3 separate regions of the Homo sapiens genome follow, and all the other regions are linked to region 3. A link is a contact called in ENCODE Hi-C or POLR2A ChIA-PET data. All regions are on one chromosome and are shown on one strand. The core of a region is the stretch at or near the end of the contact, and the rest is flanking DNA. Distances in the headings are between cores, read along the strand shown.

What was found. Hi-C counts contacts between places; a loop is a spot of excess contacts on that map. ChIA-PET counts read pairs that join two places held with the same protein, here RNA polymerase II (POLR2A). Pooled maps may share reads with other maps.
Region 1: a loop to region 3 is called in a pooled map, with 4 times the contacts of the local background. The contact joins two enhancer-like sites. A Hi-C loop is called at or near these places in 1 of 37 single-sample maps with no recorded cell type and 6 of 50 pooled maps. POLR2A ChIA-PET finds 5 or more read pairs at or near these places in 1 of 52 experiments (activated CD4-positive, alpha-beta T cell).
Region 2: a loop to region 3 is called in a map of PC-9, with 16 times the contacts of the local background. The contact joins two enhancer-like sites. A Hi-C loop is called at or near these places in 7 of 168 maps with a recorded cell type or tissue (CD8-positive, alpha-beta T cell, GM12878, PC-3 and 4 more), 2 of 37 single-sample maps with no recorded cell type and 14 of 50 pooled maps. POLR2A ChIA-PET finds 5 or more read pairs at or near these places in 1 of 52 experiments (BJ).

What each region holds. Positions count from the first base shown.
Region 1 is chr15:60,518,588-60,523,552 of GRCh38, reverse strand. All of the region lies in intron 3 of RORA (RAR related orphan receptor A), which reads left to right. All of the region lies in intron 3 of RORA-AS1 (RORA antisense RNA 1), which reads right to left. Among named protein-coding and RNA genes, the nearest start is that of RORA-AS1, 42 kb to the right of the region's middle. Within about 2 kb of position 2,637, at least 5 of the 41 ENCODE cell types and tissues checked have a DNase peak (open chromatin) inside an H3K27ac peak, as active enhancers do.
Region 2 is chr15:59,722,522-59,726,781 of GRCh38, reverse strand. No RefSeq gene overlaps it. Among named protein-coding and RNA genes, the nearest start is that of BNIP2, 35 kb to the right of the region's middle. Within about 2 kb of position 2,026, at least 3 of the 41 ENCODE cell types and tissues checked have a DNase peak (open chromatin) inside an H3K27ac peak, as active enhancers do.
Region 3 is chr15:60,124,672-60,129,112 of GRCh38, reverse strand. No RefSeq gene overlaps it. Among named protein-coding and RNA genes, the nearest start is that of FOXB1, 120 kb to the right of the region's middle. RefSeq lists enhancers at 1-481, 1,045-1,234. Within about 2 kb of position 1,477, at least 30 of the 41 ENCODE cell types and tissues checked have a DNase peak (open chromatin) inside an H3K27ac peak, as active enhancers do.

The DNA.
Region 1 (4,965 bases), core at 1,388-3,887, 390 kb before region 3:
CAGGCCAGCCACATGCTGGTAAGCTGTGAACAACTGGCTCTCTGGAAAGCAAAAAGTGTCTATCTGTATGTAGATAACTTTGGTATCTATCTCATTGATATAATTTCACATAATTTTCAAACAATAATAAAATATACAATATTCTTTATTTTAAATTTCATATAGACAAATGATTCTCACTGAATGCTCTCATGATTTTTGCTGAACTCCTACATCTATCTGCATGGTTACAACTGAGGAAAGACTAGTTCCAACATGAATGTTGGTTGATATTTTGTTTACATTAATGACTAAGAAGGGAGTGAAACAACGAAGACATTTTGGAACTTCATTCATTCGCCAACAATGACATGAACCACTTCCTTGCTGACTCAGTTAATAGTTTTCAAATACCAGAAGAACATTTCTTCCACTTTTTATGTTATTCACAATGGGAGCACTGGATATGATGTACTGTTAAGTTTAATCTGCATTATTATAATTTTCATCAGTTTTTTTTTTTGTGTTTTTTTTTTGAGGCAGAGTCTCGCCCTGTTGCCCAGGCTGGAGTGCAGTGGTGTGATCTCGGCTCACTGCAACCTCCGCCTCCTGGGTAGCTAGGATTACAGGCACCTGTCACCAAGCTTGGCTAATTTTTGTGTTTTTAGTAGAGACAGGGTTTCACCATGTTGGTCAGGCTGGTCTCGAACTCCTGACCTCGTGATCTGCCCACCTCGGCCTCCCAAAGCGCTGGGATTACAGGTGTGAGCCACCACACCTGGTCTTTTTTTTTTTTTTTTTTTAAGACACAGGGTCTCACTCTGTTGTCCAGGCTGGAATGCAGTGGTACAATCATAGCTCACTGCACCCTCAAACTCCTGGCTCCAACAATCTTCCCACCTCACCTTCCCAAGTAGCTGGGACTACAAGCACATGCCACTACACCTGGCTAATTGTTTTATTTCCTGTAGAGACAGGGTCTATGTTGCCCAGGCTGGTCTCGAACACCTGGCCTCAAGTGATCCTCCTGCCTCAGCCTCTCAAAGTATTGGGATTACAGGCATGAGCCACTGCATTGGGCCATCACCTTCCTGCCTCAGCCTCTCAAAGTATTGGGATTACAGGCATGAGCCACTGCATTGGGCCATCACTTTTTAAATCTAGACAATAAAGCAAAATAATAAATCAAACCCTGATCTGTAACATTTGCCAATTTCTGTGGTGTAAATAATCCCACCAATGGCCATTTTCAAGCCACCCGACCCGCTCTTTCACAGAATACAGAGTAGGGAAGGGATGCACAGCATGGTATAGTATTTCCACCTTCAGATATAAGGATAATTGATGTAGACAACCTGAAGAACATTGATAACAGTAAAATAATCATTAAAAAGTAGTTAATTTTTTATGTCAGGAATGCATCAGTTAATGTGTAATAACAGATTTAATAACTAGCCTTAATAACAAAATTCCTGACATTTTAGCACTCAGCTCTTGCAACCTGGTATGAGCCTTCTCCTAAACACCATGGCCTCTGTCCCAGTTTGCCAAGCGCCCATCTAATGGGATCAGTGAAAAATTCATAGTATACAGTCATTTTTTTTAAAGAAAAAGTATTAGGGAATAGAATTTCCAGAGAAGGTAAGACACGTATCAGAAATAAAAGCACAAGGCGTTTTGAAAAGCTAGGTGAAATAAGGGAGGAACACTGGAGAGATGTCTTTGAGACAGTAGGAATTGAAACAAAAGGTGGATATGTAGGGACTCTGTGTCAGGAAATCGAGAATGTGTGACATTGTTTTGTTTGTCCCACAATGAAGAAGATACATATAAGTAAGAGGGCACTGGACTTAAAATCAGGACAAGAGATTGAGTCCCAGCCATGGGACCTTGGACAAGTCATTTAACATTCTAAACTTCATTTTTGTTTTTGGCAAATCAGAAAACTCGAATCAATCTCTGGTTCTTAACAAAAGGAAGTCAAAGTCTTCGGGGAGCTTTTAAAAAATATTTACTATAAAAATGACAATTGTGGCCAGGTACGGTGGCTCACGCCTGTAAATCCGAGCACTTTGGGAGGCCGAGGCAGGCGAATCACGGGGTCAAGAGATCTAGACCATGCTAGCCAACATGGTGAAACCCTGTCTCTACTAAAAATACAAAAATTAGCTCGGTGTGGTGGTGCACGCCTGTAGTCCCAGCTACTCGGGAGGCTGAGGCAGGAGAATCACTTGAACCCAGGAGGCAGAGGTTGCAGTGACCCGAGGTAATGCCACTGCACTCCAGCCTGGTGACGGACCAAGACTCCGTCTCAAAAAAAAAAAAATGACAATTTTTTTCTTTTTTGACTTATAAAAATGGGAATTTCTCATTGTTCAAACTACTATGTATGCCTGGACGACATCGCCAAAAGTTTCTGGTTTGATATATAGTTCTGGTTTGATATATCTAAGGTGTATCTTTTAAAAGCTCTGTGGGTGTTTCTGATGCATCACCTATATGTCAACTGCTGTACCTGATAATCTCTCAAAGTCTTTCAGCACCAAAGGCCTGTTTGTTTTATTCTAATTTTCTATTTGCAATAGCTGCATGGTAATCTGCTGCCACTAGGTGGTGGTAGTGCGCCACAGTCACACTAAACGTATACTACCTGAAATGTATCATGGTGGCTCTCTGGCTCAAGCTCACCATGTTTGTAAATGAACATCTCCATGTATTTTAACATCCATAAAAAGTGAACTTTTATGACAGCCAAGTAATTTGTTAGCTTATCTTTTAGAAATAACAAAATTGCCAAATTATGTACTTGATACCTTTCCCAGCTCACAACTTCAGCACTTTTTTTTTACGCCTCCTCAGTTCCACCCAAAACTCCATGCCCTAGTTTTGTGCTTCCCCTGCTCTCTGTATGACCTCCAATCCCTGGAATTCATCTCTCAGCTCACTCACTTCCTAATCCTTTTGCAGGATTTCTCCCCAATCAGACAAAATCTATCTCTGTACTTAGAAACACACTACTTCTACCTTGAGGTAGGAAGGTACCTACCACACTTTCTACTTTTCTTCTTCCTCTTTCTAATCCTTCTTCCTCTTATGTGTTATTTAACTCTTAGTATCTTATCTGTTTAATTTTCCAAACCCTTAATCCTCTGAGAACCCCGCCCCCCAAGGAATACTGAAAAGAAGAGGTTTTTAAAAAGAAAAAGAAGCAACCCAAACCCTCATTCTTCCTGAAATGCAAAGTTCAGTATTCGTCTGAGTCATGGAGGTTTACTCACCCTGTTTCTCCCTTCTCAGCTCTCACCTTATAACCCCACTTCACCTCTCGCATCTGATATTTGATAGTTCTCCTTGTGGGTATGACTCTGTTGACTTAATCCAAAAGAAAGATCGCCTTTCTGGTTCTTAGCTATGCCACTCCCAGAACTTTTCAGCAGGCATTTGTTCAGCTGACTTAGTTGAGGTATAAATGATGCTGTAGAGAATAAGGTGTGTCTGCTTGCGTGCCTGCTTTCCCCAAATCCTCAAAACTGAGACTTCCAAATAAGGGTAATCCTCTTCCAAGCAGATAGTGTGGAAGCTGGACATTGGTTCGAGCCACAGTGCCACTGCTCAAAGAACATACGGAATGCTTCATGAGTTTGCCTTGCAACTTATGGCATAATTACACAGACATCTTTAATGATAGTTATTCTGTGCCCTTGCAGTAAGTTTCATTGTTTGTTTGTTTGTTTGTTTGTTTGTTTAAATGAGCTAGAGTGATTTAGAAATAAGGTGAAGCAAATGGGGCAGAATACTTCTGGTCAGAAATGAGGAAAAATGATGGACTCATGAGACTGATTTTCTTATGTGACTCCTAATCCAGATCAGGAGGCAACTCCAGAGAGAGATTTTTGTAAAATGTCTGGGCGGTAGGAAGCTGGGTCAGCTAAAGGTGCTAAAGTGAGGGAAAACACTAATTTCAGAGTAGATTGCTCTTGCTACTTTATTCTGCATAACTTGTTTTTTACACTGCCTAATTTAATGGTTGCCCCATATGAGAACAACTAAGGAGGAATTCTTTTGACACACAAGAGAAGCAGAAAAACAAAACAAGATGACAGTGTAAGTTCTGGAGTTAAACTATGTGAAGTCATATCCTGGCTTTACCCCATGCTACAGCGAGGACTCTGAGCAAGTCACTACACCTCTCTAAGCCTCTGTTTTTTCAGCCTTAAAACCAGGGGAATGATAGGATTTGCCCAATATTGCCCTTGTCACAAGTGAATGACACAATCCACATAAAGCATAGAGTGCCTAGTATGAAGTCAGTGCTGTTTTAATGGTATTTGGGATTTGTTTTAATCAGGTACCATAAGACACACAGATCTGGAAATGACTGTCATGAAGGAAGAAGTTTGTTACACAGTAGTCCCCCCTTAGCCTCATGGGGATGCCTGAAACTGCGAACCTTTTAGATACTGTTTTCTCCCATACATCCAGACCTGTGATAAAGTTGAACTTATAAATTAGGCACAATGAGAGATTAACAACAATAATAATAATACAGAACAATTATTAAAATATACTGTAATAAAAGTTATGTGAATGTGGTCTCTCTTTGCTTCCCTTCTCTCTCTCAAAATATCTTAATATTCTTTTACTGCAGTTGACGCAAGTAACTGAAACGAGGAAAGCAAAACGACGATTAAGGAGGGAGTGCTGGACTCACAAATCCCTAGAGACAGGGCCCATGCCACACCATACAGGGGACACATGGGGAAGCGCCAGGGTCAGTGAAGGGGAGAGGGATGTGGGGAAACACTGCCAAGAGCCTCCATGGTGTTTTCCACAGGAAGGAAGGTGCAGCAGGATGAGCAGGATTAGGATAAGTAGCTAGTCTGAATCATTACAGACGGCGCTAGGAGGTAGGGGCTGTCCCTAATTGTCTTGTACCTAGCCCTAGGGTGACCAGGGCAGGGGAATCATGGCGAGAAGCGTAAGGGC
Region 2 (4,260 bases), core at 777-3,276, 400 kb after region 3:
GGCTGCCTTTTTAGCGCCATCCCATCATCTGTCTTCCTTGACCTGCTGGAGGTCAAATAAGAGAACAAGGAGCACTCACTTTTCCTTTATTCTCCTTAATGGGCATTCACCTTCCATTTACAGTGCATGAAATGGTGCCAACAAAACAGAGCCTAGGGCTTTAGGGAAGACATTTTAATATACATGCTTTGATATTTATAGATAGTTTTTGGTCAGTGAATGTTACTTTATTCTGTGAGCTACCCTTTCAAAGAAACCCAAGTAGCTGGGATTACAGGAATGAGCCGCCACGCCTGGCTAATTTTTGCATTTTTAGTAGAGACAGGGTTTCTCCATGTTGGCCAGGCTGCTCTCGAACTCCCGACCTCAGGTGATCCACCCTCCTCGGCCTCCCAAAGTGCTGGGATTACAGGCATGAGCCACCGTGCCCGGCCTTAAATACATTTTTTAAATATAATATTCAAATCCAAAATACAGTGATTTGTGCATATTCTTTTTTGTTTCCAGGGAAATAAAGTCTGGAATAGGCAGATAGCCCTCTTCAAATAAAAAAAGTTCAGGGGGTCCAGGAGGGATGAAGCTGGAATCCAGCCTCAGCTCCAACTATTAGAGAACACTTTTGATATGAGTCTGTAAAGTTAATTCAGATGGTTTGCCAAAGCCACCAGTCTTAATTAATGACTTACTGTAACCTCCAGTTTTATTAGGTGTATATTTCTAGTATATTGGCATGTATATTAACACTGGCCTGTGAATAAACTGACAGTTCTTAAATGATATGAGATAAACTTATTTTCTTATGAGGAATTCACTTTTGCCTTGAACTTATAGTAAAATGATTATTAGTTCAGTAAATTATGACTTCAATATGTTTTGATCCCTTTGCAATAGAAAGACTGTCCAGATTTCATTTCTTGATGAAACGATGCTTTGGGTAAGTCTTTTTAGTTATTCTCATGCTCTAGCAAGTAGTACTCTTAGCTTTATAGCCATAAACTTTCCAAGTGGAAAAACATTCACTAAGGGTCTGCTAGTTTTATTTTTTTAGTAATATCCCACCCTGGTTTAATAACATTCCACAATATTCCTAATATTTTAAAGGATGTATTAAATGTACGTATACACACACATACATCACGTGAAAATTGATTACAATCTTCTTTAACTGGTAATAAAATGCATATAGTACATTTACATTGAGATAAGATATTAATAAAATAAACAATGTGGGTCTTACAGCAACAAAAAGTACCTGGAGAGTCCACTGTCCAATTTGAAACAATTTGCATCATTCCCCAAAAAGGGGGCACCAGGTGTGGTACGATTTTTATCTGTGTATTTCACAGGCAAGGTCTGGTTGAGATGTGGTGGTAGAAGTAAAAAGTATTCAGTTACTGCTCAATTACCAAATGTCCTAGCCATTTTGTCTCCCAAATCCTTGCCTTTTTGAAAGTAAACTTTGAAATTAATATGTCACTCAAAGTCACCGTGAGGATAACATAAGAAGCTAACATCTTTCATCTGAAGTGAACCCAGACAGTCTGATCCAGGCTACAGTAAGTAAGAAGCCAACTTCTTAGGGCTTACATTGTATTTAAAGGTTATTCTCAAGCGTAGTTAAAGACTGTGGTTTTCCCATAGAGCTGATAAAGGGTAGTTGGTATTTATTTCCTCGTTGAAGTGGCGCCACCATGTGGCATTAGCGTCACACAGTTTACAATTCACTCAACCAGGTGACTTCAAAATTAGGAGATTTTTTACTTTTTTTCATTTGGAAACATTTGTATCATTTTAAATTTTGTGCATAAAGAGTGATTCAAGGCTGGGCATGGTGGCTCATGCCTGTAATCCCAGCACTTTGGGAAGCCGAAGCAAGTGGATCACCTGAGGTCAGGAGTTTGAGACCAGCCTGGCGAACATGGTGAAACCCCATCTCTACTAAAAATATAATATTTAGCTGGGCATGGTGCCACGTGCCTGTAATCCCAGCTACGTGGGAGGCTGAAACAGGAGAATTGCTTGAACCCGGGAGGCGGACGTCGCAGTGAGCCAAGATTGCGCCACTGCACTCCAGCCTGGGTGACACAGCTAGACTCTGTCTCAAAAAAAGAGTGATTCAATTTATACATGTTTATTATGTGATTTCAAATTACCATATTCAAGTTCACATAAAATATGAATGGGTTGTGTTTTTGTATAGCAGTATACATAGTGCTTAAGAGAATGCACTTTGGAGCCAGTTAGCATAAATTCAAATTCCAGCTCTGCTACTTACTCTGTGTATAATATTGAGCAAATACTCTGTGTATAATATTGAGCAAAGTACCCAACCCTTCCAAGTCTCAGTTTTCTTATCCGAGGCGGGGGGATCACCTGAGGTCAGGAGTTTGAGACCAGCATGGCCAACATGGCAAAACCCTGTCTCTACTAAAAATACAAAAATTAGCTGGGTGTGGTAACAGATACCTGTAATTCCAGCTACTTCGGAGGCTGAGGCAGGAGAATCACTTGAACGCGGGAGGTGGAGGTTGCGGTGAGCAGAGATGGCACCACTGCACTCCAGCCTGGGTGACAAGAGTGAAACTCCGTCTCAAAATATAAATAAAGAGAGAGAGAGAGAAGTATCTGGCACCTCCCCTCTCCCTTGCTTCTGCTCTGGCCATGTGAAGTGCCTTCTCCCGCTTTGCCTTCTGCCATGAGTTAAATCTCCCTGAGGCCTCCCCAGAAGCTAAGCAGACGCTGGTGCCATGCTTTCTGTACAGCATGCAGAACTTTGAGTCAATTAAACCTCTTCTCTTTATAAATTAGCTAGGCTCAGACATTTAGCAATGCAAGAACAGCCTAACACAAAGGCAGAAACCTCATGACCTCAGCACCTCCCAGAAGGCACCTCCCAACACTGTTGCATCAGGGATTAAGTTTCCAACACATGAATTTGAGGGGACACATTCAGACTATGGCACTGTGTATATGAAACCACAACATTTTGTATTAATTAAATCACATCTTAGAGAAAAAATTACAAGTACATTTGCATAGAAGAAAATAGGAAGGTATACTATAACACATTGGGAACAGTTAGCTCTCATGGATGACTTTTATTTCCTTTTTGCTTAACTCTATTTTCTCCAAATTCCGTAACCAATATATATCACTTTTGGAATGGGGGGAGAAAAACCAAAGACAAATTTTATTCTAAAAAAAGAGAATTATCTCCTGAATGTGAATAAAGTACTTAAAAGCTCACTATTTAGCAACTGAAAACCATATTCGGTAAGACTGCAATTCATGACAGACCTTCCTACCCTTATTGCTATTGGCTGAAATTCCTGAAAATATAATTTTGCTCATTTTTAAAAAACAAATACCCCTGTAATCCCAGCACTTTGGGAGGCCGAAGCAGGTGTATCACCTGAGGTCAGGAGTTTGAAAACAGCCTGACCAACATGGTGAAACCCTGTCTACTAAAAATACAAAAAATTAGCTGGGCATGGTGGCGCATGCCTGTAATCTCAGCTACTCTGGAGGCTGAGGTGGCAAGAGAATTGCTTGAACCTGGGAGGAGAAGGTTGCAGTGAGCCGAGATCGCGCCAATACACTCTAGCCTGGGCAACAAGAGTGAAACTCCATCTCAAATAAAGAAAAAAAACAATATCCAAAATAGCACTTTAGTGTATTGAGAATTTCTCCTGCTAATAATTAATACTGTGGGCTTTTGGGGTTCTAAATTACTCTGAGGAAAATCTGAAATACAGAAAAACCCATTTTTTAAAATGTCAAGGTTCTTACGATGTCTGACTTTATTTCCATTTCAAGTGCACTTGGGCCTCCAAAACTGAATTTCTTAACTTTTCTGACTCTGGAAACATTTCCAAGGAGTACTTGCAAGAAGCCCGCTTCAAACTGGAATCCTTCCGCTTGGATATAATCATGCAAACAGCCGAGAGAATTTATTTAACCTTCAGCCAACTGCTCACCCAACTTGAAATTATTGATAGCCCATCAGCAATGATCAAGATGGAGAGGCTAAATGAAGAGGTGCTTTTTTTTACAAGAGAACCGTTGAGCTGGTAACAGGACTTGAAATGCCGTGTCAGCTCAGCTCGCATGGTCAGGGAGCTCAGCTGCTGGAAGGAAATAAAACTGTTCAGTTAAGGCCGCCCTCCAATCAGTCACAGGGGTAATGGTGTTTGGCTTCAGTCAGGTTGTATGTCAGCAAATATACATCTCTTAGACAGCCCCTAAGAGTGCCTTAAGATC
Region 3 (4,441 bases), core at 228-2,727:
TGTTCATATTTCTAAGGTGGTTTGCAATGCTACTGTGCTGTAAACATGCTTAAATTAGGTGGTTGTACTTCCTGGTTCTACCACGAAATGCTTCCAAAGTCATCCGGTCCTCCCCTATCCTGGGCACCCCCTCAATATTCTGGGACCATTAGGCTTTAACCTTCCAGACAAAGACCCCTCAGAGAGGAGAGCTGGCTATGGAAGGGACTATCCACAAATTCCAAGGACTCACGCGGGTGAAGGATGAGTTTGTTATGGAAATGATACAATTAGTATACCTGTTGGGGACAGAGGTGATTGCTACATTTTTCACACAGTGCCCCACGTTGGCTGATGAAAGCAGAAAAAGAATGCAACATTGATAAGCACATCCAGTATGACATGCTACAGGGAGAGCAGAGTAACAGCCCCTCAGAGGTGACTAACTAGGATTGAACTTTACTTGAAGCTGTCTGTAAGATTTTAAAAAAGAAAAGAAAAAAGATTTGTGTTGGGAAATTTTCTGCTTTCTTAATAATCTTTATCCAAAATTTCTGTTAGGACTTCAATATCTAAACAACTTGTGAAAGGGAATTATGATTCTCTGGTCTTTCCAAAACAAAAAGAACTAAGAGCAGTCCAAGTGAATAATACATTTGTTTACCTATTTATAACTATAGTAACTGACATCTTTTTGGCACTTACCTTGGGCATTTTCTTATTTATTATCTCACTTAACAACAACAGTATGAAATAGGTACTATCGTTTATTTGGTGTTAAGAAGAGGAAACCGGGCCAAAGAAAAGTTTTTCCCAACTCCAGTTTGGTTCCAAGTTCATGTTCTTAACACTGAACTCTACTGATGATCCCGAGTTCCTTTGTTTTGTACTTGTGACATTCCTGCAGGAGCAGTCACTCTTTTGTGACATGAGAAAGATGAGTTTGGGGCTCTGAAGTGCTTCTTAGCAAACCAGAGAAGCTTTGCAGGGCATGCTGCCAGTGAGCCAACTCTTGGGGGCTCATTTTTCTGGGCTCCTCATGCCAGGACAGAATGAAAGATTTCACTTAGATAATTACCTAGGAGGGGAAACCGTGTAAAAAGTCGTGGTGCTCAGAGATGATTAAAAAGCATGATTTAATAGAAGTTGCAGTTTCACTTTCACTCGAGGTTGAGGCATCTTAAAGGAGAGGGAAAAAACCATAGGGCAGAGTCAGGAGAGCGGGTTGGTCCTGTTTCGGTTCAGCTGTCTGGCTTAGGGCAAGCTCTGGGCTTCTCTGAGGCTTCATTTCTTCATGTATTAAATCAGGAGTGAGCCAGATAATCCCCAGCCTGTCTCGGCTTACAGTGTGAGATTTGTCTGTCTCTGCTGTAGCTGGGAAGTTACAGAAAGGGGGCACCCTCTCCTCGTCTTCCGCTGCTCCCTTCCCCCAACCCCTCATATTAGGAAACAACTTTCCAAATGACGTTTTTGAGAGGCCAGGTACAGACAAACTTATCTTTTAGTCTGGAGTGAAGTGCCACAAACCCAACAGCTGTTGTGGTCAGATGGGGTATACAAAAACAAACGTGCGCGCGCGCGCGCGCACACACACACACACACACACACACACACACACACACACACAAACACAGAAAACAAAAAAGGGTAGAGCCCACTGCATGGTCAATACAATTTTTTGGAAAAGATCTCTTGTTCTTAATCCTATTCTGATTTTCCCACTTTTGATAAAGTCGGTGGTCTAGAGAAACAAATCTCTGTTAGGAGAAAAACAGCTGTGTGGGTACACCAGGCAAGCCTAACTGAGCACAGCTGTGGGCTGGGCTGGCCTGGCCAGGGCCACCAGTTCACTTTCTCTGCCCTGGAAGCTGTCCATCCTCCATCAACAATTTGTCACCATGTCAGTTTTAAAATCCCAAGAGAACGACTATGTTGTTTTTATGCTGATCATTTATATTTACCCAGAAGTTTCTTTTAGGTTTAGCTGAAAGCCACCCTTCTCAAAAGTGCCTATAGTTACTCACAATTACTTGTGCAAAAAAAAAAAAAAAAAAAGGTAAAGGGGAAGTGGAGCCTGACAAAGATAATCCAGAAGTAATGTACACTGCTTTAGGAAATCTGTCATCTTCTGGAGGCAGACATGCCTGCCTACTGCCTAGTGTAGTACTTGGCACATACTGGGCACTCAAAAAAAACTATTCATGGAATGAGAGGATGGCTGGATGGATGGATGGATGGATGGATGGATGGATGGATAGACGGACGGATGGATGGACGGATGGATGGATGGATGGACCGACAGACGGACAGATGGATAGATAGATAGATAGATAGATAGATAGATAGACAGATAGATAGATAGATTGATAGGTAGGTAGGTGGATAGATAGATAGATAGATAGATAGATAGATAGACAGACAGACAGACAGACAGACATTCAATAGATGAGGTCACACAGCCCTAGAAGGCTAGGTCCTGTGTTAATAATGGGTAGCCAGCTGGAGGCAAACCTGGGACTGACAGGTCTGCCAATTTCACACACAGGGCTCATTCTACAATCTACTCCCTGCTTTCGTTTTTGTGTTTTTCATGTACAACTTAGTTCCTTAAGCACATGCAACTGTAAACCAATAACCCCTTAATGCTTTCTCATGTTCAAATGTGTGATCACATCTTACAATTTAGGGAGTACCCTGCACTAAGCAGGTTGGGTGCGATGGCTGCAACCACACAGCAGATGCTTCCCCTTCTGTGAGCAAATTTGGAGGTGTGCACAGGGTAAACTAGGCAGGAAGGCAAGAAGAGCTGTCTCTCTCCATCTCTCAAGTAGTCCAATAGCTGGATTCTTCTGGGTCAGTGCAGCGTTAACCAGAAGCCATGCTGCTAGCCCTCTCTGTGGCACCTTCTTAGAATTACTACTCAAATGCGGTGCAAAATGCTGTAACTGAGGGCTGTCAGCTTCTCCTAGATTGTTTAGAATGTGTTGTTTTCTCTTTTATTGATACATAATATTTTACATGTGTGTGGGGTACATGTGTTTGTTACATGCATAGAATGTGTAATGATCAAGCCAGGATATCTGGGTTATCCATCACCCTCAGTGTTTATCATTATTTTTGTGTTGGTATCATTTCAAGTTCTCTCATCTAGTTACTTTGAAATGTACCTAATATTCTTGCTAAGTGTAGTCACCCTAGTCTGCTATCAAACATTAAAGCTTATTTCTTCTAACTATTTTGTACCTATAACCAACCTCTCTCTGTCTCTCTTTTTTTTTTGAGACAGAGTCTCACTCTGTCACCCAGGCTGGCGGGCAGTGCCGTGATCTCAGTTCACTGCATCCTCCACCTCCCGTGTTCAAGCGATTCTCCTACCTCAGCTCCCTGAGTAGTTGGGACTACAGGCACACGCCACCACGCCTGGCTAATTTTTGTATTTTTTAGGAGAGACAGGGTTTCACTATGTTGGTCAGGCTGGTCTCAAACTCCTGACCTCAAATGATCCACACAGCTCGGCCTCCCGTAGTTCTGGGATTACCAACCAACCTCTCTTCATCTCCCTCCCCAGCATCCACACTTCCCCATTTCTGTCTTCTGAGATTTTTCATCAGCACAGAGCTACAGACTGCTCTAGCAGGGGATTTACTAAACTCAATCGGCCTTGGCACCCTCTCCCCCTAGTTTATCTTAATGAAACATTGTGAGGAATAGCATTTCCTGCACACTGTTTGAGAAACACATTCCAAATGTTTTGGGGCACTTTGGTCGTTTCTAAGCTCTTTATTCAATACAACACGTGCTGTGTAAATGCATGTGACTTGAAGATGTTGAAGAATAAAGTTGTTTCTCTTAATAAGAATTAAGTCAATGTTAAAGTTAACATTCTTAGAAAATAGCTGTTTGAGAAAAAATTTTTAATATCATTCCCATCCTACTAAGGCAAAATTGATAATTTCATTGAGACATGAAAGAATTCCAGAATTTTTCTGGCTGGGTAGCTGGGTGTCTATCTATCCATCTACCTGCCTACCCACCCATCTCATTATGAACATTTCACATAGAACAAAGAGAAACCTAATCAGTGCTCGTGTCTCCATTTCCTAGATTTGATAGTTACTAACATGTTACTGGAAATGGTTCACCAAGTTCTTTATGTTGCAATGTTTTAAAGAAAATTGCCAATATCATGACTTTTCCCTCTAAAAATTTTAGTATACGTTTCCAGAAAACAATAACTGACTGCTTCCTGTGTAACCACAATACCCACGTCTCACCTGACAGCATTCTCAGAGATGTGTTAATGTTATCTTATAGCCAGTTCCTGTTCAGTTTCTCAGCTGGGCTTATTCAAACCAGGATCCAACTAGGAACCACCCATTACATCTGGTTGTTATGTCTCTTAAGGTTTTTTAAAATCTGGAACTAAATTATATATGAAAAAGCAAAAATAAACAGGGAACTA